2 separate regions of the Homo sapiens genome follow, and region 2 is linked to region 1. A link is a loop called in an ENCODE intact Hi-C map of the cell type or tissue named here. Cell type or tissue: Caco-2. All regions are shown on one strand. Each heading gives the region's core, and the rest is flanking DNA. Links, peaks and the distances in the headings are about the cores only.

Region 1 (10,254 bases), core at 1,411-9,410:
TTCTAGGATTATTTCAAGTAGAGAAGGTGGCAACTGACCGGCACTTTGAGAGTCACCTGCTTACACTTTTTTTCAACTCCTTTTTTAACTCAAGCTCTTCACTGCCAGTATCTAAGGGGTCAAGTTCATGGGCAACCCAAGAAGGCCAGGCTTTTCTAAACAGTCAGTCGCTGAATAGGGGCAAGATTGAGCATTGTTAGGGAAACATGATAACCTCGGGCTCCTATCCAAGAAATCAGCACAACAGCAGTACAAGTTTGCAAGACTTGACAAGACCAGCCCACAGACAAGTATTAACATCACATTTTTAAACAAAACAAAACAGGGTCTAAGATATAATACAAAGATCCCTGAAAAAGCAGGACTATAAAATAACTAATGAGCCATAGTCTAGGGGGAAAAATCCAAGAGTCCTTACTAATACTCTCACCCTGGGTCAATTTATCCATAGTTTCTTTGTTGCTGTGGGTTTTGTTTTGTATGTTTGTTTGTTTGTTTGTTTTGATATGAAGTCTTGCTCTGTTGCCCAGGATGGAGCGCAGTGACAGGATCTTGGCTCACTGCAACCTCTGCCTCCTGGGTTCAAGCAATTCTCCTGCCTTAGCCTCCTCAGTAGCTAGGATTACAGGAGCATGCCACCATGCCTGGCTAATTTTTGTATTTTTAGTGGAGTCAGGGTTTCACCATGTTGGACAGGCTGGTCTTAAACTCCTGACCTCAAGCGATCCACCCACCTTGGCCTCCCGAAGTGCTGGGATTACAGGCGTGAGCCACAGTGCCCGGCCTGTTGCTGTTGTTTTTTGAGACAGGGTCTCACTCTGTTGTCCAGGCTGGAGTGCAGTGGTGTGATCACGGCTTAATGCAGCCTTTACCTCCTGGGCTCAAGCAATCCTCCTGTCTCAGCCTCCGTGGTAGCTGGGACTACAGGCACATGTTACCATGTTTAGCTAATTTAAATTTTTTTTTGTAGAGATGAGGTCTCGCTATACTGCCCAGGCTGGTCTCAAACTCATGACCTCAAGCAATCCTCCCACCTTGGCCTCCCAAATTGCTGGGATTACAGGTGTATTTACAGTGGTTCCTTAGCCTAAGATCTTATGCTTAACTTTATAACATTTTATTATACTTATTATTCTTCCTTTGATTTTTAGAAACATACTATCATTAATTAACTAGGATACATTAACTCTCAGGTACTAAGAAGAAATACGAAAAAAAACCACCCTAAGTTAGTCAAACACACACACACACACACACACACACACACACACACACACACACGAAGAGAAAACATGGGCATTGTCTTCAAATTCCATTTGAATCTAGGGCAGTCTCATTGCTACACAAATTTTTCTTCCAGTGAAAAACATTCAATCAATATCTTCTTCCTTCCTACCCAGCTGGTTTTTACAATGGCATTACAAAGCAGGTGGAATACTAGTAACCAGAAGCCAGAAGCCGATTAGGCTGTTTGCAAACTGCGCTTCACAAATAAAGAACTATTACTGAGAAGTAAAGGTCACTCAAAATGAATTGTATTCAATAAAGAGCATGAGTAGGGACACCAGGCCTTGCTACTGATCCTAGAAAATTCTCTGGAAAAGGAGAATGGATCCCTTTCAGGGATGCCTCATGGCATGGGAGGACTTACTCAAATGAACTGTGGTTTGCCTGATTTGGTTAGCCACTGACGGCACGCAAAAATCTCTCTGTACATACGTATAAATTAAATAGATGCATAGGTCACACCATTAATCCAGTGTTTAACAACATACTCCTGGGCCAGGAGTAACAAGTCCAGGCCCTTGAAGAAACAAAAGGGCTGAAGCCAGGTACACAAATAAAAAGAAGACTGAGAGGTTGAGGTGACAGAATCACTTGAGGTCGGGAGTTCAAGACCATTCTGGGCAACATAGCAAGACTCATCTCTACAAAAACATTTTTTTTTTTTAATTAGCTGGGCATGGTGGTTCATGCCTATAGTCCCAGCTACTCAGGAGGCTGAAGTGGGAAGATTGCTGAGCCCAGGAACTTGAGGCTGTAGTGAGCTACGAGTGTGGCACTGCACTCTAGCCTAGCCGGTAGCCAGTAGAGTGAGACTTTGTCTATAAAAAACAACTGAAAATGAAAATAAAAAGAAATGATCACTTGTAAATTACATTATCAAATCACTCTATCAAACTTCTAAAGAAGTTGTTTTATTCAATCACACGTTGCCAAGATGACAGGTAGTATGGTCCATTCACTCTGCACCTCCCTCTGTCCTATTCATTTCAGTCCTAGCAGATGGGTGTCCACCATCTTCAGGATTCAGATGAGCAGCCCTGCAAGGTGAGACGCAGAATAGAGATGGGGCTTCTTAGAGGCACGAAAGACGTCTACCCACTCTGGGTGGTTTGAAGGAGTGGCTCAAATGGAATTTATTTTTTAAAATAGTTTTTAATTTTTATGGGTACACAGTAGGTGTATATGTTTCAAATGTAATTTAAAGACCTCTCTGGCCCATGTGCACAACCATTTACAGTGTCTGGTATTTCTATCACTGAAACAATTCCTTAGCCAAGTTCATGTACAGGGTCTTTTTCCTTGCTGGTGCTTCCCTGCTCCTCCCAACACTAGTCTTTCTCTTTCCCAGTGCCCAGTTCTCCCATCCTGACACATTGGTTACACCACTTGTGTTTAACTACTTCAGAGATTACCCCGCACCTTAGACCAGAATTGCTGCTGCCCAGGCCGCTACTGCTGACTAACTGGAACTGAATTTCTATGGTGGAGCCCACTCCTCTGTAGATTTGCTTTTTTAAAAATAAATTTCAGGCCAGACATGGTGGCTCACACCTGTAATCCCAGCACTTTGGGAGGCTGAGGCGGGTGGATCACTAGAGGTCAGGAATTCAAGACCAGCCTGGCCAACATGGTAAAACACCATCTCTGCCAAATGATAATAATAATAATTAGTCAGGTGTGATAGCATGCACCTGTGATCCCAGCTACTCAGGAGGCTGAGGTGGGAGAATCGCGTGAACCTGGGAGGTGGAGATTGCAGTGAGCCGAGATCGGGCCACCGCACTCCAGCCTGGGTGACAGAGCGAGACCCTGTCTCAAAAAATAAAATAAAATAAAATAAAATGTCAGTAAAATACACCACAAAATGTACCAACCTAGCCATTTTTGAGCGTCCGGTTCAGTGGCACTAAGTATTTTCATGTTGTTATGTGATCATCACCACCACCCATCTCCAGAACACTTTTCACCTTGCAAAACTGAAACTGCACACCCATTGAACAGTAAATCCCCATCTCCCCTCTCCCAGCCCCTGGCAATCACCATTCTACTTTCTGTCTCTGAATTCGACTACCCTAAGTACTTCATACAAGTGGAATCCTATACTATTTGTCTTTTTGGTGACTGGCTTAGTTCACTGAGCATAATGTCCTCAAGGTTCATCCATTTTGTAGCATGTGTCAGAATTTCCTTCACATTTTATCCATTCTTCCTGGGTTGTGTCCATCCTTTGGCTCCTTTTTTTTCCTTTGAGATGAAGCCTTGCTCTCTGTTACCCAGGCTGGAGTGCAGTGGCGCGATCTTGGCTCACTGCAACCTCTGCCTCCTGGGTTCAAGCAATTCTCCCGCCTCCTGAGTAGCTGGGATTACAGGCATGCACCACTACGCCCAGTTAAGTTTTGTATTTTTAGTAGAGATGGGGTTTTGGTATGTTGGTCAGGCTGGTCTCGAACTCTTGACCTCACGTGATCCATTATGCCCACCTTAGCCTCTCATAGTGCTGGGATTACAGGCATAAGCCACTGTGCCGAGCCTATCCCTTGGCAATTGTGAATAATGCTGCTATGAACGTGGATGTACAAATATCTCAAGTTCCTGCTTTCAATTATTTTGGGTACAGAGAAGTGAAATTGCAGGGTTATATGATAATTCTATTTTTATTTTTTTCTGAGGAACCGCCCCACTGTTTTCCATGGCAGCTGTCCCCTTTCTCTGTAGCATTTTTTTTGTTTTTTTTTTGAGATGGAGTCTCGCTCTGTTGCCCAGGCTGGAGTGCAGTGGTGTGATCTCAGCTCACTGCAAGCTCCACCTCCTGGGTTCACGCCATTCTCCTGCCTCAGCTTCCCAAGTAGCTGGGACTACAGGCACCTGCCACCACACCCGGCTAATTTTGGTTTTGTATTTTTAGTAGAGACAGGGTTTCACTGTGTTAGCCAGGATGGTCTCGATCTCCCGACCTCGTGATCCGCCCGCCTCAGCCTCCCAAAGTGCTGGGATTACAAGTATGAGCCACTGAGCCCGGCCTCTCTGTAGCTTTTAAGATGTTCTTAGGTGACTTATGAGAATGAAAAAATGGAGAATTTTCCGTCTTCCTGCCATGAAATCAATTAATGGCAATTGCTACTGAAAGCTGTTCTGTTTTTAAACAGTAAAAATGACAGTGTTTTCTCAGCCAACAGGAAGTGCTGATTATTCTGATAAATGGATAGATAGGTGCTGTGGTGCTATGAACACTGCCCCAAGGCAATATTTATAGTATAATAGGGGCCTCCTGAAGATAAATAATACTCTAACCAAAAAGGAATAGAAATTGCAAACCAGGATTAGGAGAAATTTAAATGAACTTTATGCTTTTGAGTCACACTTTAAAAACAGCACTCCCAGCCCAAGATCTAAATTCTTAATTGTTCACAACAGACTGCGGAGAAAGTAATCAGCATCAGGCACACAAGTTATATTTGTGATTAGCCATTCTATGTCTGATTTGTGGCTTTTGGGTGGATGGGTACCAATTTATTTTTCCTCTACAGATCTCCATGCATGAAGTGTAATTAGAAATTTGTTTGCATTTTCTGTGGTGTGGAATTAAAAATATAATCTCCTTGGAGTCTTGGAATAGGATGCTTTCCTTGTCCTTTATTTTTTCTTCAAAATAAAAATTTAATAGATGCCAAAGAGCATTTCATATCATACATATAATTCCACTGATTCCATCCACTTTTACCTAATGAAACAACCAGTTACTAGACGATGGTAATTGCAAAAAAAATTTGGGAGTTTTATATGCTAATTATGCCACCTTTGGGTTTTGTCACAGTATTGTATCATTCATGCGGGTTTTAGTTATCTCATGGAAACATTTTCCCGAATGTAGGGTTAACAAAGCTAGATATATGAACTTCCTTGCAGGTAAATTAATTCCAATAAATGTCAAGAGGCTTAAAGTGCTTTGGCAAAGACTTGTGGATTTAATGCTGGCTTGTTAAAACTATGGTTCTGAATACAAGCAGGGCCACACCCCACCAGTGAAAAGCTCCTTTCAAGGGCCAGTTGTTGGGGTCTTGCATAAGTGCGTTGCTAAGGCGCACCCCTGGGGTGGTCTTCAAGGCTTGAGCCAGTGTGAAATTCTCACACTATCCACCAGGGTGCGCTCTAGCCCCCGGGCCTCTTCTACCTCTTGCTCTACGTGCACGTGGCCTTGGCCTCTCCTAACTCCCCAACCATGCAAGCTGTATAGATTATTTTTCTGACTTCTCGCCTATGCCAATTTCATCTCTTAGGTGTAATCATATTTTCCTTGCTGTTCACAGACAGTACATCAATTTTTCCCTGTGTCTCTAGTCTCCCTTTAGAATCTCCTTTCCAAAGCCATCCCCTGCCTTTTTTTTTTTTTTTTTTTTTTTTTTTTTTGAGACAACGTCTCGCTCTGTCACCCAGGCTGGAGTGTAGTGGCATGATTTCAGCTCACTGCAACCTCTGCCTCCTGGGTTCAAGGGATTCTCATGCCTCAGCCTCCTGAGTAGCTGGGATTAGACATGCACCACCACACCTAGCTAATTTTTGTATTTTTAGTAGAGACGGTGTTTCGCCATGTTGGCCACACTGGTCTCGAACTCCTGACCTCAGGTGATCTGCCCGCCTCGGCCTCCCAAAGTGTTGGGATTACAGGCGTGAGCCACCACGCCCGGCCCCAAAGCGCTTCTTCAGCTGTCCCTCCTAGATGTTCTCTGTGAAGCTCTTCTCTGCTGTCTCCACCTCCTGTGCCCTCCACCTGAACTCATCCACTCCCATGACTACTGCTGCCACTCTACCTGCAGCTCCCAAACCGTGCACCCAGGTGTCCTGGATGGGATGCCACAGCGAACTCACAGAGGCACTGAGGGATATTTTAACTTTTTGAGGGAAACACAGCAATACTTGTTACACACTGGGCTAATGATTCACTTCAGGTAGTTCACAGTTTCAACATTAGATCATAAGCATTCTTCTTGTTGATGTCATTTTTGCAACATGAGGTTTTCAGAGGTTGCTGGGATTAAAATGCCAGTACTGCAGAAAAATCAAAGCGGAATAGGAAATGTTGTCCAATCTGATTCCAAGGTCAGGGGAGTTGTGCGGTGCCCAACAGGTGCACACATCCCACTGGTAATTGTAGAAGGCGGAGTTCTCCAGATAAGAGAGGGGGAGGTGTGCGTATACGTGTGTATTCAAGAGAAAACCAGAAAGAGAGAGAGTGATGATTTTAAGGAACTGACTAACATGATTGTGGGGGATGGCAAATCCACAATCTGCTGGGAAGGTCAGCAGGATGGAGACCTAAGGTAGAGTTGATGCTGCAGCTCAAGTTCAAGGACAGTCTAGAGGCAGAATTCCCTCCTCCTCAAGGAAACCTCAGCCTGTTTCAGTCTGTTTTCTCTTGTGGCCTTCAACTTATTGAATGAGGCCTTCCACAGTATAGAAGATAATCTGCTTTACTCAATCAGTCTGTCTGTCTGTCTATCTGTCTATCTATCTATCTACCTACCTATTCATCTATCTATACATCCATCTATCCATCTATCTATCTATCCATCTATCTATCATCTACCTACCTACCTACCTCTCTAATCTAATCTATCTCTATCTAATTATCTATCTAATTATTTAGAGACAGGTTCTGCTATATTGCCCAGGGTGGTCTCAAACTCCTAGCCTCAAGTGATCTTCCTGCCTCCGCTTCCCAAAGTGCTGGGATTGCAGGCATGAGCCACTGCACCCAGAAAACTTACCTATTTAAATGTTAATCTCATCTAAAAAACAAACCTTCACAGCAATACCCAGTCAGGGGTTTGACCAAATATCTAGGCCCCATGCCCTACGCACGTTGATGCATAAAACCAGCCATCACCTAAAAATGAAAAAATACATCTTTTCTTTTGAATTGATGTGATTGTATTTTCAATTGGCCACTAAATTGTTAGGTCATAAATAATTACTAAGTTGTTTGGGCTTTACTACTTAATAAACGGAGCTGTTAGCTGTTTCTTTTAGTCTACAGGAATGCCGTGAACAGAGAAAGCCTAAGAACCTTTAACCTGTACACTGATGGCTGCAGCCCAGATTGTATTCTGGAGTTCCAGACATGCATATTCTACATACATGCCAATATACATGTATATTCTAAAGAAAAGAATTCCCAGTTTCCCTACCTCAGAGGTTCCACACTACATTTCTTAGATCTTCCACCAAACCTATTATCAACTTGATTTCCAGCAATGTATTTTCCTCATCACCCCTTGTCCTCATTGCCAACCCCATCGTGACACTCCTTTGAAGGTCTGGGTAATGGCTTTCACCTGTGTCATATTTGGCCATAAAAATAAAATTAAGCTGGGTGTGGTGGTGCACACCTCCAGTCCCAGCTACTCAGGAGGCTGAGGTGGGGGAATCGCTTGAGTCCGGAAATTTGAGACCAGCCTGGGCGACATAGCAGGACCCTGGCTGAAAAATAAATAAATAAATAAAAAGTAACAAAATAAAATTAAATGCGGACAAAAGACCCTTGTCACAAATGATGGGTTTATTTATGTATCAGCACTAGATATTAGGTATACATTGAACATAACATAATCAATCATTTCTGCTCTCATATACAGTTTTGGACAAGAAACTACATGAAAATCTATAGGCTGACATACATTGCAGTATTTTTGGTATAAGAATTTCCCCACATGGCCAACGTTTATAATAATTTATAATTCTAGCCTTTTCTAGACTACACAATCTCACCAGCGCCCCCCACACACTCAGCGTAAACATAACCTGATTTTTTCCAACACTATTACTAAAAATAAAAAGACCACACACTGAGCGTCTCTCAGTATCCTCAGAACCATTTGAACAGGCAGTTTTCATTCCATTCAAAGCCTTCAGAAAATTAGCCTTTCTCCATAGAAGACCACAGAATGCTGAGGCCAAAAGAGATATGTAGGCATCTAATCTCTGGCTCGGAAATATATTCTTCTTATTATTTTAAATTTTAGCTGCAAAGCCTCCTTCCTGATAGATACAAATGGTGACACCTTGGATGAAGGACAGAGGACAGAAATGGGATGGGGTATCCTGTAGTCTCAGCCCCCATTCAGATAGAACACAGAGTCACCAAAGTGTCTGTATCTGTGGATGAGGACAATGAAACACATTCTACAACCATTTTCGTGTTCCTAGTAGGGGTGTGTCAGGAGTTGATCGAGTCCACTAGGGGTGGACATGGGTCACTGGGGAACAAGTCCACTCTACGATGCAAAATAGGTTCAGGGGCATTCAGAATGCCAACAACTTAATACTTTGAAATGATGAAGTTCATGGCCAAATCCATTGCCCCCATGCAGGTTGACAACTCATCCTGGTTTGTCCAGGCCTTTCTCAGTTTTAAAATTGAAAGTCACACATCCTAGGAACTCCTTCCATGCCTGCAAACTGGGACAGGACAGTTAGATAACACCATCCCTCTGCCCTTAAACACACACATAATACTATATAACAGTTCCTGCTGCCAATGGATCTCACTTTGAAGGGACTCAAATCACAGTAATTTAACAACTGATGAACAGCTCGGATTGTAGAATACCTGTTGGAGTACACACAGCACCTGAAGCAGGTGAGCGGACCCTGATGTTTCATATATTATCAGGATACATACTGAACACATTGAAGACCAGTGGCAGGTGCTATAGACTGGGCTCCACAATGCATCTCTTAGGTAGAAACAGATGCCTAAAGTGTTCGAAGACAGCATTTTCAGCTTAGCAGGGAACTACCCTTTATAATCAATTATACTGGCTGTCTTTAAAAAGCTCCTTGGATTCCCCCCCCCCATTAGATAAAATAAAGATAAACTTTCATCCAGTCACTGATAAAATGATCCAAAGTTAAAGTCATCACAAAAAACAAAATGTAGGAAGTATAAACTGATACATTCCCATTCTGGCAACAAATTTATGATGACTTCCATTAGTGGATTCTGCACATATTTTTTTTTTCTTGTTTTGTTTTGAAACAAGGTCTTGCTCTGTTGCCTAGGCTAGCATGCAGTGGCACGATCACAGCTCGCGGCAGCCTTGACTTCGATCCTCCTGCCTCAAGCCATCCTCTTGCCTCAGCCTCCCAAAGTGCTGGGATTACAGGTGTGGGCCACCACTCCTGGCCTAGATATTGCATTTGAAAGCACCCTAAGGCTCAGAACCTAGCAACGGGAGGTCCGGTTGATGGGCTATGTCAAGAAGTAACCTCCTGAAGGAGGCTTCGTGGACACAGGACTGAGTCCTCGCACTTCAAAAACACAAAATTGCTGTTTGTGCAATTAGTCAAAGTCCTACTTCCTTCCTTGCAGACAGTGCCAACACTCGGTATCACTCTCCAGAAAACAGGCAGGGAAGTGTATAGTGTACTTAGAGGGTTTCCCTTTCTGAAGCGGGAGATCATTCTGTGAAATTTGGGCTCCTTTTTACCTTTGAAAAAATTCACTCTAGGCCCCCAGTTCCATCTTCCTTTTCTTTTGGGTGTAGCAGCGTTGATTTTCTGCAGGTATTTTGAACATCAGCAGCTGAGGCAACTGAACATGTTTCTGTGCTGTCTTGCACCCACTTCTCTTTGGAAGCTTCCTATGTATTACTGCACACCTTTTCCATGCCTCCTCTGTCCTCCGCTTCAACCTTCCAGAGATGCTCCAGGGTATCAGTGGGTCCCATGGAAGACTGTCTGAACCAAGACAAGATAAGATGGAAAGCCTCCCGAAAGACATGGGTAGGTTCTTAGATGAACAATGGGTTTATTTTATTATTTTATTATTATTATTTTTTTTTCGAGACAGTCTCGCTCTGTCGCCCAGGCTGGAGTGCAGCGGCGCTATCTCAGTTCACTGCAAGCTCTGCCTCCTGGGTTCACGCCATTCTCCTGCCTCAGCCTCCTGAGTAGCTGGGACTACAGGGG
Region 2 (10,254 bases), core at 887-8,886, 81 kb after region 1:
ATATGTGAATATTCTACACAGCCATAAAAAAGAATGAAACACGTCTTTTGTAGTAACATGGTTGGAGCTGGAGGCCATTATCCTAAGTGAACTAGCTCAGAAACAAAAAAAACAAATACTGCATATTCTCACTTATTAAGCGGGAGTTAAACAATTGGTATATATGAACATAAAGATGGAAATAATGGACCCTGGGGACTGCAAAAGGAGGGAGGGTGGGAAGGGGGTGAGGGTTGAAAAATTACCTATGGGTTATGATGTTCACTAGTTGAATAATGGGTGCACTAGAAGCCCAGTCCCCACCAGTAGGCAATGTACCCATGAAACAAACATGCACATGTACCCCCTGAATCTAAAAGAAAATAAAATAAAATTTAAGAAACATTTCATCAGTGACTCAAAACCTATTTGGAGTTTTGGCACCATGTTTGAGTTCAAAACTCTTTTCTACCCTAAAATTGCAGCTTTGTGATTCATATTTGAAACTAAAACTTTGAATGAAATAAATATTTGCTTTCAATTGCAACAATAAAAAAATTGTCAAGTGGGACCTAATTAAACTGAAGAGCTTCTGTACACCAAAAGAAACCATCAACAGAGCAAACAACCTACAGAATGGGAGAAAATATTCACAAAGAATGCATCCAACAAAGGTCTAATGTCCAGAATATGTAAAGAACTTAAATCAACAAGCAAAAAACAACCCCATTAAAAAGTGGACAAAAGACATAAACAGACAATTCTGAAAAGAAGACATACAAGAAGCCAACAAACATATGAAAAAATGCTCCACGTCACTAATCATCAGAGATATGCAAATCAAAACCACAATGAGATACCATCTCACACCGGTCAGAATGGTTGTTATTAAAAAGTCAAAAAATAACATGCTGGTGAGGCTGTGGAGGAAAGGGAGTGCTTATACATTGCTGGTGGGAGTGAAATTAGTTCAGCCACCGTGGAAGGCAGTGTGGAGATTTCTCAAAGAGCTTAAAACAGAACTACCATTTGACTCAGTAATGCCATTATTGGGTATATACCCAAGGGAATATAGATCATTATACCGAGAAGACACATGCACTTCTATGTTCATCACCGTGCTATCCACAAAGACATGGAATCAACCTAGGTGTCCGTCAATGGTGGACTGGATAAAGAAAATGTGGTACATGTTCACCATGGAATTCTATAAAGCCATAAAAAAGAATGAAATCATTTCTTTGGCAGCAACATGGATGGAGCTGAATACCATTTTCCTAGCAAATTAATGCAGAAATAGAAAACCCAATACCACATGTTCTCACTTACAAGTGGGGGCTAAACATGGAGCACACATGGATGTAAACATGGGAACAAAATACACTGGGGACTACTAGAGTGGGGATGGAGGTGGGATGTGGGTTAAAAAACTACCTATTGGGTACTATGCTCATTATCTGGATCCAGTATACCCATGCAACAATCCTATACATGTACCTCCTATATCTAAAAATAAAAGCAGAAATTTAAAACAAATAAATAAATATTTGCTTTTCTCCTTATAGATCTACCCTTGGGATAAGGTAACTCAACCTTTTCCCAGTGCCCCCAAACAGTGCTGGGAATGAGAGTCCTCAATGCAGCCTAATTCATGGGACCACAGACATCATCTGTCATAGAATGAGTTCAGGCTCAGCAGCTCAGATGCCAAAATCCCTCTAGAATCCCCCTCGATGAGCCTACTCAATACTTCATTAAGAGCCTTCTCCCAGGAGTGTGGAACCTGAATAATTCTGAATAGTCTGACATGGAAAAACTGGAAAAATTGTTAAGAAAACCCTGGAATGAAGAGAGTGTTTTCCCCAGCTAGAAACACTGTGGCTAAAAATAGCACAATGAAAAACATATTTGTCTCTTACATACAATGGATGTAGGATATAATTATGGGCTGTGTTTCTGTCTGGGATAGAGGCAAGGGAGGAAGTGCCAACGTCTAGAATACAGAAGGAATAAAGGACAGTATATTCGACTCCTAGGCTCCTTCTGCACCCTGTAGCAACCACAGCCCCTTGGTGACTTGGGTTCTCACTCCGAAAATACCTGTAACATTAAAATCCGACTCTACTTGTATGGCCAAGAAAAATTTCAGGCAGGTAGAATTTAAAATTTTAAGTCTGTGCAGTACTGGAGCTCCTATCAGTAGGTACCAGTAAAAAGTAAATTAATATCACTTCTGTAGCCTGTCTAGAAAAAAGTGGCAAAAGCATAATTAATATAAAAATATAAATACCCTGGCTCCTTTGGCATACTTAACATTTTGTATTTTAATTACTTTACAGAATCATTGCTGCTGCTGGGAGTTATTTCAATAACACATTCATTTTTTTTCTATGCCTCCTAAAATGAGAAAAAGTGCAGGCAGTATAGGATAGTTTATTATGTCGTATTTCCCAGTAACTCTCTGAGCCACAGTTTCTGCATCTGTAAAGTGGAAATAGACTGCTAGCCAAGGCCGGGTGCAGTGGCTCAAGCCTGTAATCCCAGCATTTCGGGAGGCCAAGGTGGGTAGATCACTTGAGCCCAGGAGTTTGAGACCAGCCTGGGCATCATGGTGAAACCCCATCTCTACCAAAAATACAAAAAATTAGCCTGGCACAGTGGCATGCACCAGTAGTCAGGAGGCTGAGGTGGGAGGATTGCTTTAGCCGGGAGGCAGAGGTTGCAGTGAGCCAAGATCGCGCCACTGCACTTCAGCCTAGGTGGCAGAGTGAGACCCTGTCTTTTTTTTTTAAAAAAAAAAAGACTACTAGCCTTACTTGACTGCTAGTCATTACTTGTAATGATAAGAGGAAGTAAAGAATATAAAAACACTTTCTAAATATCCAATGCCATTTCAGCAGTCAATAAAAACAATCATTAACATTTGGAACATGAATGCTTAGAACTGTGCTACGTCTGTTTTGTTATTTAATCCTCACAACACAGCTAGCTACTGGCATCCCATTTTATGGACATGATGACTGAGGCCTAAGGACATGAATTTACTTTCCTCTAGTTATACAGCCACTAAGTGGTGAAGCCAGAACTCAACGCCCAGAACTTCCGATGTTGGAGGCACAGTTCTTTGTCACTCACTGTTTTGCAATAACTGTGGTAACAATTTAATATGAATGTGAGTTCTGGCATTAATCCACATTATCTAACTGCAAAATTTCAGGAGGTCTCATTCTCACACATGAGGCAGTTCTTAAAACATTTTGAAAGCCTATCCACTTATTCCTAAGTAGTTTTAGTTTCAAAAGTCCAAATTCCCATTTCACAGGTATCTTTCGATGATTCTGAACTCCGCTTTAACCTCACACGCTGCCATGCACTGTGTGGAAGAAACAATAGGCTTTCTTTGTGTTCTTTTTAAGCTTGGTGGAACTAACTACTCACAGGGCAACTGATGCCTCTGAACTAACCCCTTTCAGCTAACTCACAGATCCACAGCCGCATCCAGTGATTGCTATCACATCCAAATGGCTGGCAAGACTGTTTACTTATCCTCACTGGCAGCCGAAGCAAACAAAAAAAACCCTCATACTCCCAAGTGACCAGTATTTTCTTTTAAACCATGCTTTAAAAACTACCTTTATCACCCACACCCCACCTTCCTCCAAGAAGTCTTTATCTATCTTCTTGGAATTTAGAAATCCTGCTTCCCTAAAAGCTCAAAAACTGGATGTCTCTATCAGGACTGTTTTTTTCTAGTCTGGGAAAAATGCCTCGGTGAGAAAAGCATCAGATACATACTTTTAAAAAAGTGCAATGTTCATAAACCTGATTCAAAGATTATTTCTGCAACATTCCATGGATTTTATTTTTGGCATTTTTACAATGTGAAAATACAAAACTACCCATAGTCTCAATTTCAGGTTTGTCGTAAGAGTAAAAGAACACACACACACACACACACAAACACACACACACACACACACACATCTGGGAATAAATAAGAAATACATGGAGCATCTCAATTTTCAGATTGTCCATCTAACCCTTATCTGTGGCACTTTTATAGCAGTATTCACCGGGCACAATCAGCAGAACGCACAATGCATCGCTTGTTTTCAGCTCTATTCAAAAATCTCAGTTCATTCAATAAAAAAAAAAAAAAAAGCCCTTAAAAACAGCCCTTTAGCACGAACATTGCTATGGGAAAGCTGGGCTTATTGATTCACTTCTTCCTGCCAAGAGAACAATGCCGAGAAACAGAGCGAAATGTTTCCAAATAATTTTTGGCAAAAACTTGGAAGAAAAAAACCCCGCATATTTACCTGTACCCAGAGCTCCACAGGTGAGGCGGCAGTTAAAGCAGAAAATCTAATTCTTCTGGAAGTTTTTGTCTGGAACGGACTCCAGGGTCTTCCTTCGGAGCTGTCAGGTAAAACCCCCCTCCATGTCTGGGCTGTTTTCTTTTGCAGTTTTTCCCAGTGAAACTCTCGTCATTTGCATAAAACCTACTTGTAGCCTATAGGACTTTTTGAGTAGCTACTTGTTAAATCGGCTGTCTTGACATGCTCTTTCAAGCATGACATCATAAATCTCCATGGAAACCCTAACCCCACCTGCCGACATGCCAACATTACCTGTCAGGCGAAGACTTAAACAATCGTCTGAAATTGTTCATTAATGAAACCTTCTTAGGGGCTTTGGATCTCTGCACAGTATAATTTGTGCTGTTGGCAGAAACTTAGCCGGGAACGATGGCTTCATTTTCAAAGCCTGAGCTGTTTTGCAAAAAACAATGATCAAAATTATAGGCGTTCGTTAATCTGCCCCTCCCTGTCTAACAATGCACTTAATTGGTGGAAGAAAAACCTACAGCGGCCATGCGTGTCTCTCTCTGCAGGATAAAGTTACCTTGAAAACTCAGGTCTTGAAAAACCTTCAATTGATACTTCTTTTCCACTCTGTTCTCCACCAGCCCCCTTCCTAGAACTTTTTACCAGCAAAACTTGCAAAACAGGTTCCCTGCCAGAGTGTGTATGTGTGTGTGTGTGTGCATTTCCCCTCGGCTTCTATGGCTGCAGAGGTGGTAGGAAAAGGTGTGGAGAACTTTTTAACTCCTTCCTAACATATCCAGATATTTTGCATGTCTATCCTAGTTTATGTAAATTACCAGAATTACGCTGAAATCTATTCTAGGCTTTGGGAAATGGTCCGTAGGCTCTAAGATACTCAATATCTGAGTCCAGCCCTCTTTCTTCTCACCTCTAAATTCACTGCAGACACACCTCTTACTCCCCAGGTCTAAGACTGCTGACCACTAGGCACCAGAAAATTTGAATAGGACTGAGTTCAAACCCATAGGAGTTTATCATAATGTTATCAGGTCGCTGTCATATGCCACAGTACAAAGTTCTTCAGAGGAACTCAGCAGGGAGCTGAATGGAAGCTGAGAAGCACTTCTGAGGAGGCAGCCGCGAGCAAGATGTGACACTGCAGAGTTTTGGAAACAGCAGTAGCTGAAGGAGCAGTCTGCTGTTAACTTGCCACGGATCCCATTGCAAACTGCAACATATTCAGTGCATCTGTCTTCAAAGGTCAGAGAGCAAACATTAACCTCTACACCTTGCTGGGTGCACCCAGGTATTTACAGAGAGCAATCATAGGTTAAAAAAACTCAGAATGACTCTTTGCATAGCAGGGAATTGTAAACGCTTTGGATCCTCTCCTCCAATGATTCTGTAAGCGTTGCATTGCCGTAGTTCACTGTCAACAGATGGGAGGTTACCTTTGAAGGCAACCAAGAACTACCTTGGTTTAATACCGCAGCCAGAGTTGGAGCACTCCTCGGAGGCAAGACTATTGTCAGAGATTCAATTAATGTCTCTGTGAGATGAAAATACATCCAGATGAAGCCCACACTTGGGCTTTATACTCAGTGGGGCACAAACACAACATGAAACAAACAAAAACCAGATATAACCAGATCTAGGCTTGATTCAGTCAAATCTGAAGATGGGGTGGAGGCACTATTCAATTACAGTTATTCTTCAAAGTTCCATTAGAGAGAAGAGCAAGTGCAAGTTGATTCAGCAGTCAGAGTGGTTATAAATTATGCCAGATCTTCCCTTTGGGTTATTTAGGAAATTACAGTATCTCAGCTTTTGCTTATTGAATTCAGGCTTGGAAAAGAGAGCGAGAAGAGTCAGAATGTAAAGGCAAATGGAGAGAGTCCAGAAAGAATTCAGATGGGAAAGCAACTCCATTAACCGTTTCCTCAGTGGACAGGCAGAGGTAAACCCAAGAGAAAAATTTGTAACCAGCATTGACATTATTATGATCAAGACAGAGAGATCTTGAACAACTTAGAGCTGGGAAAGTGTTTGGCAACAAGGATCCCAGCAATAAGGACAACACACGAAGGCTGGGCAGAAATGCCAAGAGTTGATTAGAGGTGGCCAGTCCAGTGACGATTTTTCCTACCATCCCTGAATGAGAAAAACATCTCACTAAGCCTTAATGACATTGTGATTTGCCTGATGGCAACCTTAGCATCATACTAATCAAATCAGAGCTCAATAAATGCATGTAGATGAGCTATTTTTTCTAAATTTAGCAACATCATGGGTACCTATGATTGACTTGGAGAGCAAATAAGACTCTCTGTCTTGAATTCGCTTCAACAAACCTGTTTTATAGCAGAGGTAGAAAACGGGCCAGGAGCAGTGGCTCATGCCTGTAATCCTAGCACTTTGGGAGGCTGAGGTAGCAGGATCTTTTGAGCCCAGGAGTTTGAGACCAGCTTGGGCAACATAGCAATACCCCGTCTCTACAAACAGTGCAAAAATTAGCCCGGCGTGCTGGTGTGTGCCTCTAGTCCCAGCTACTTGGGAGGTTGAGGTGAGAGGAACGCCTGAGCCCAGAAGGTTGAGGCTGCAGTGAGCTATGTTTGCACCCCTGAATTCCAGCTTGGGCAACTGAGTAAGAACATGCCTCAAAAAAAAAACAAAAAAAAAAACTCCTCACTGAAAAAGCTCACAAAGATAAAAGAACACAAACAGCTGGGGAAAGAGGTTAGACTTAACTATTTATGGCCTGAATTTTTGTTTCTTAAGAAACATGAGCCTAGCGCAGTGGCTCACGCCTATAATCCAAGCACTTTGGGAGGCTGAGTAGGGTGGATCACCTGAGGCCAGGAGTTTGAGACCAGCCTGCCCAACATGGTGAAACCTACTAAATACAAAAAAATTAGCTGAGTGTGGTGGCACATGCCTTTATTCCCAACTACTTGGGAGGCTGAGGCAGGACAATTGCTTGAATCTGGGAGGCGGAGATTCCAGTGAGCCGAGACTGCCCATTGCACTCCAGCCTGGGCAACAAGAGCAAAACGCCGTCGAAAAAAAGAAAAAGAAAAAGAATGGAAAAGAAAAGAGAAAAGAAATATGAATTGGAAGTTGTCAGGTAGAAAAGGAATACTTTCTTTCAAGCAAAATATCAATTTTTTTATCATTCAAATAACCAACCCTTATCTCATTTAAGCCTCACAGCAATAGTATGATGTAAGAACAATCATTATTCCCATTTTACAAATGGAGAAATTGAGCTTTAGAGAGGTTAGGTAATTACAGTAAGTTTACATGGCTATTAAGTGTTGGAGCTGAGATTTGAACTCAGGCTGACCCGAGATTTAAACCCAAAACACCTGTACTTAACTACCAGGCACTGATACTCCTAGTTTAATAAAATTGCTCATAATTGGGATACTAAGAGCCTAACTAAACGAAGCCATGCTGAAAGGATTTATTTAGTAGATGAGCCTGAAAGTGCATACTGGATTGCAAAGGGTCAACGCGGACCTTCTGCAGATCCTCCGAGATACGGAGTTAACAGACGGTACTGGAGTCTGGGGTAGTTCAGACAGAAACATCAGCACAGCAGCAGCCTTGGAGAAGCAGTATGTATTTAGCTGCAGGCTGTATTTAGTCCTAGAAGGACTGCACAGAACAGAGTTAATGCATTACAACTCAGGGCTTAGCCCTCAAAACCCCAGGGCAAACAGATCTCTAGGATGTTGATAAGGCTAATGAAATAGCAACTCTTAAGAAATAGCTGCAATCCGAAGTTCTGGTCTAAAGAAAAACTGTCAAACATGAAAAAGGTAGAAAACAACACATATACATTTCGTAAGTCAAGACCACACTACAAGTATCACCAAAAGATAAGAATGCTTGGATTCTTTAATGAAACATGGACCCCAACTGTGGTAATTCTCTAATGCTAAACCCTTGATCTTTGGCTCTGTGTTTGATTGTAGTTGTTACTTGTTTTTAGAAATTATCCATTCACATTCTGTCAACTGTTGGTGCAGAGGGGGATGGTTAATTTCATGTTTCAACTTGGCCAGGTTATGGTGCCCAGTTGTTCGGTCAAACACCAGTGTAGATGTTGCTGTAAAGGTATTTTTTAGGTGTGATTAGCATTTAAATCAGTAGACTTGGAGTAAGGCAGATGGCCCACCATAATGTGAGTAGACCTCATTTAATCAGTTGAAGACCTTAGAAGCAAAGACTGAGGTCCCCCAAAGAAAAAGGAATTCTGCTATTGGCTCTGATATTCTGAAGAACTGTGACTAATAGAGCTGATCCCTCCAACATGTATCTGTCTAGTCTTGTTTCCTGGCATAGGGTCCAGTCCTATTTTATCTCCAATTGTCTAACAGTCATTTTCACTTGGAGCAACCACTGTCATTTCAGATACAGCTTGTCAAGACCTAAACTCAAGCCATTGTTTCGCATTTAAATAGCATGAGCCACATTTAAGAGAGAAGAAGAATAGACATACAGTACTTGCTGTCAAATTAAGATGGAGGAATATAATTAAGTCCATCAGTTGTTACACTAAATGCTAGTGGACGGAATTTCCCATTAAAAACAGACTTAACGAATTAGGCTGAAAAAGCAAAGCCAAGTTTTTTGTATGTAGTTTCTTTTTTTTTTTTTTTTTTTTTTTGAGACAGTTTTGCTCTGTCACCCAGGCTGGAGTGCAGCGGCATGATCTCGGCTCACTGCAACCTCTGCCTCCTGGGTTCAAGCAATTCTGCCTCAGCTCTGAGTAGCTGGGACTATATGCATGCGTCACCACACCCAGCTAACTTTTGCATTTTTAGTAGAGACAGGGTTTCACCATATTGGCCAGGCTGGTCTCGAACTCCTGACCTCAGGTGATCCGCCTGCCTTAGCCTCCCAAAGTGTTGGGATTACAGGCATGAGCCACCGCACCCGGCCGATATATATGTATGTAGTTTCTAATAAACACGCTCATTACAGGTTGAGTAACTGTTATCCAAAATGCTTGGGACCAGAGGTGTTTCAGGTTTCAGATTTTTTTTTTTTTTTGGATTTTAGAATATTTGCAGTACATAGCTACCAGTTGAGCATCCCTAATCCAAAAATCCAAAATCTGAAATGCTTCCATGAGCATGACCTTTGAGCATCATGTTGGTGCTCAAAAAGTTTCAGATTTGGGAACATTTCATTTTGGATTTTCAGATTAGGGATACTCAACCTGTATTAATACAAAAACATTGAAAATGAATGATAAGGCATACCTGACAGATGCAAACAAATGTAAATCAAGAGAGATAATATTTTTAAAAAGTTAACAGACACTAAACAGAATGAAGAGGTCATCTGGTAATGTTAAAGACATAACTTATAGAGAAGGTGTGATCATAACTAAAAACCTGTGAAACAAATTCTTAGGAACGCAGGGAGAAAAAGATAAAAATACAATGATATGGGAGACTTTGTTATACTTTGCTCAGAAGTGAACAACCTTAAAAAATAAAGACTGAGAAGAAATGAATAATACAATCAACAAACCCAATATATATGTGTGCGTATGTATGTGCATAGAATACAGAATAGATAAATGTCCATGAATATCTATGCAATACTGATTGTGTATTTTATTCTAAGAAAAACTTTGTAAACCAATCTTTAAGCGAAATTTAAAAGTAAGAATTTTAGAGATTGCACTCTCTGATCACATCTAACAAAATTATAAATGAGTAATGATAGCCTCAACTACTTGCAAATTCAATACTAAATTAAATATTCCTGGATCATCCCATACTCAAATCATACCCAAAGGTTTGTACTGTTTCCACTAAAGAGATATCTCTTTGGCAGTGCATGCTATGGTTTGGATATTTGTCCCCTCCAAATCTCATGTTGAAATTTGATCCCCAAAGTTGAAGGGGCCTAATGGGAGGTGTTTGAGTTA

What was found. A loop is a pair of places that touch in the nucleus more often than their neighbours do. Peaks named below come from ENCODE experiments on the same cell type or tissue, not always from the same donor. Only the 100,000 strongest peaks of a DNase experiment are listed, where the experiment ranks them.
Region 2: a loop joins it to region 1, with 2.7 times the contacts of the local background. A loop is called at or near these places in 2 of 110 quality-filtered maps.

The regions. Positions count from the first base shown.
Region 1 is chr10:24,314,816-24,325,069 of GRCh38, reverse strand. All of the region lies in intron 2 of KIAA1217, which reads right to left. Among named protein-coding and RNA genes, the nearest start is that of MIR603, 44 kb to the right of the region's middle. In Caco-2, for the core only: a CTCF peak has its summit at 5,409 (motif pointing right); DNase peaks (open chromatin) are centred at 5,449 and 6,447.
Region 2 is chr10:24,233,382-24,243,635 of GRCh38, reverse strand. All of the region lies in intron 2 of KIAA1217, which reads right to left. Among named protein-coding and RNA genes, the nearest start is that of KIAA1217, 29 kb to the right of the region's middle. RefSeq lists an enhancer at 5,363-5,888. In Caco-2, for the core only: no CTCF peak of the experiment used is centred there; DNase peaks (open chromatin) are centred at 3,452, 4,575, 5,005 and 5,455; H3K4me3 peaks cover 3,855 bases.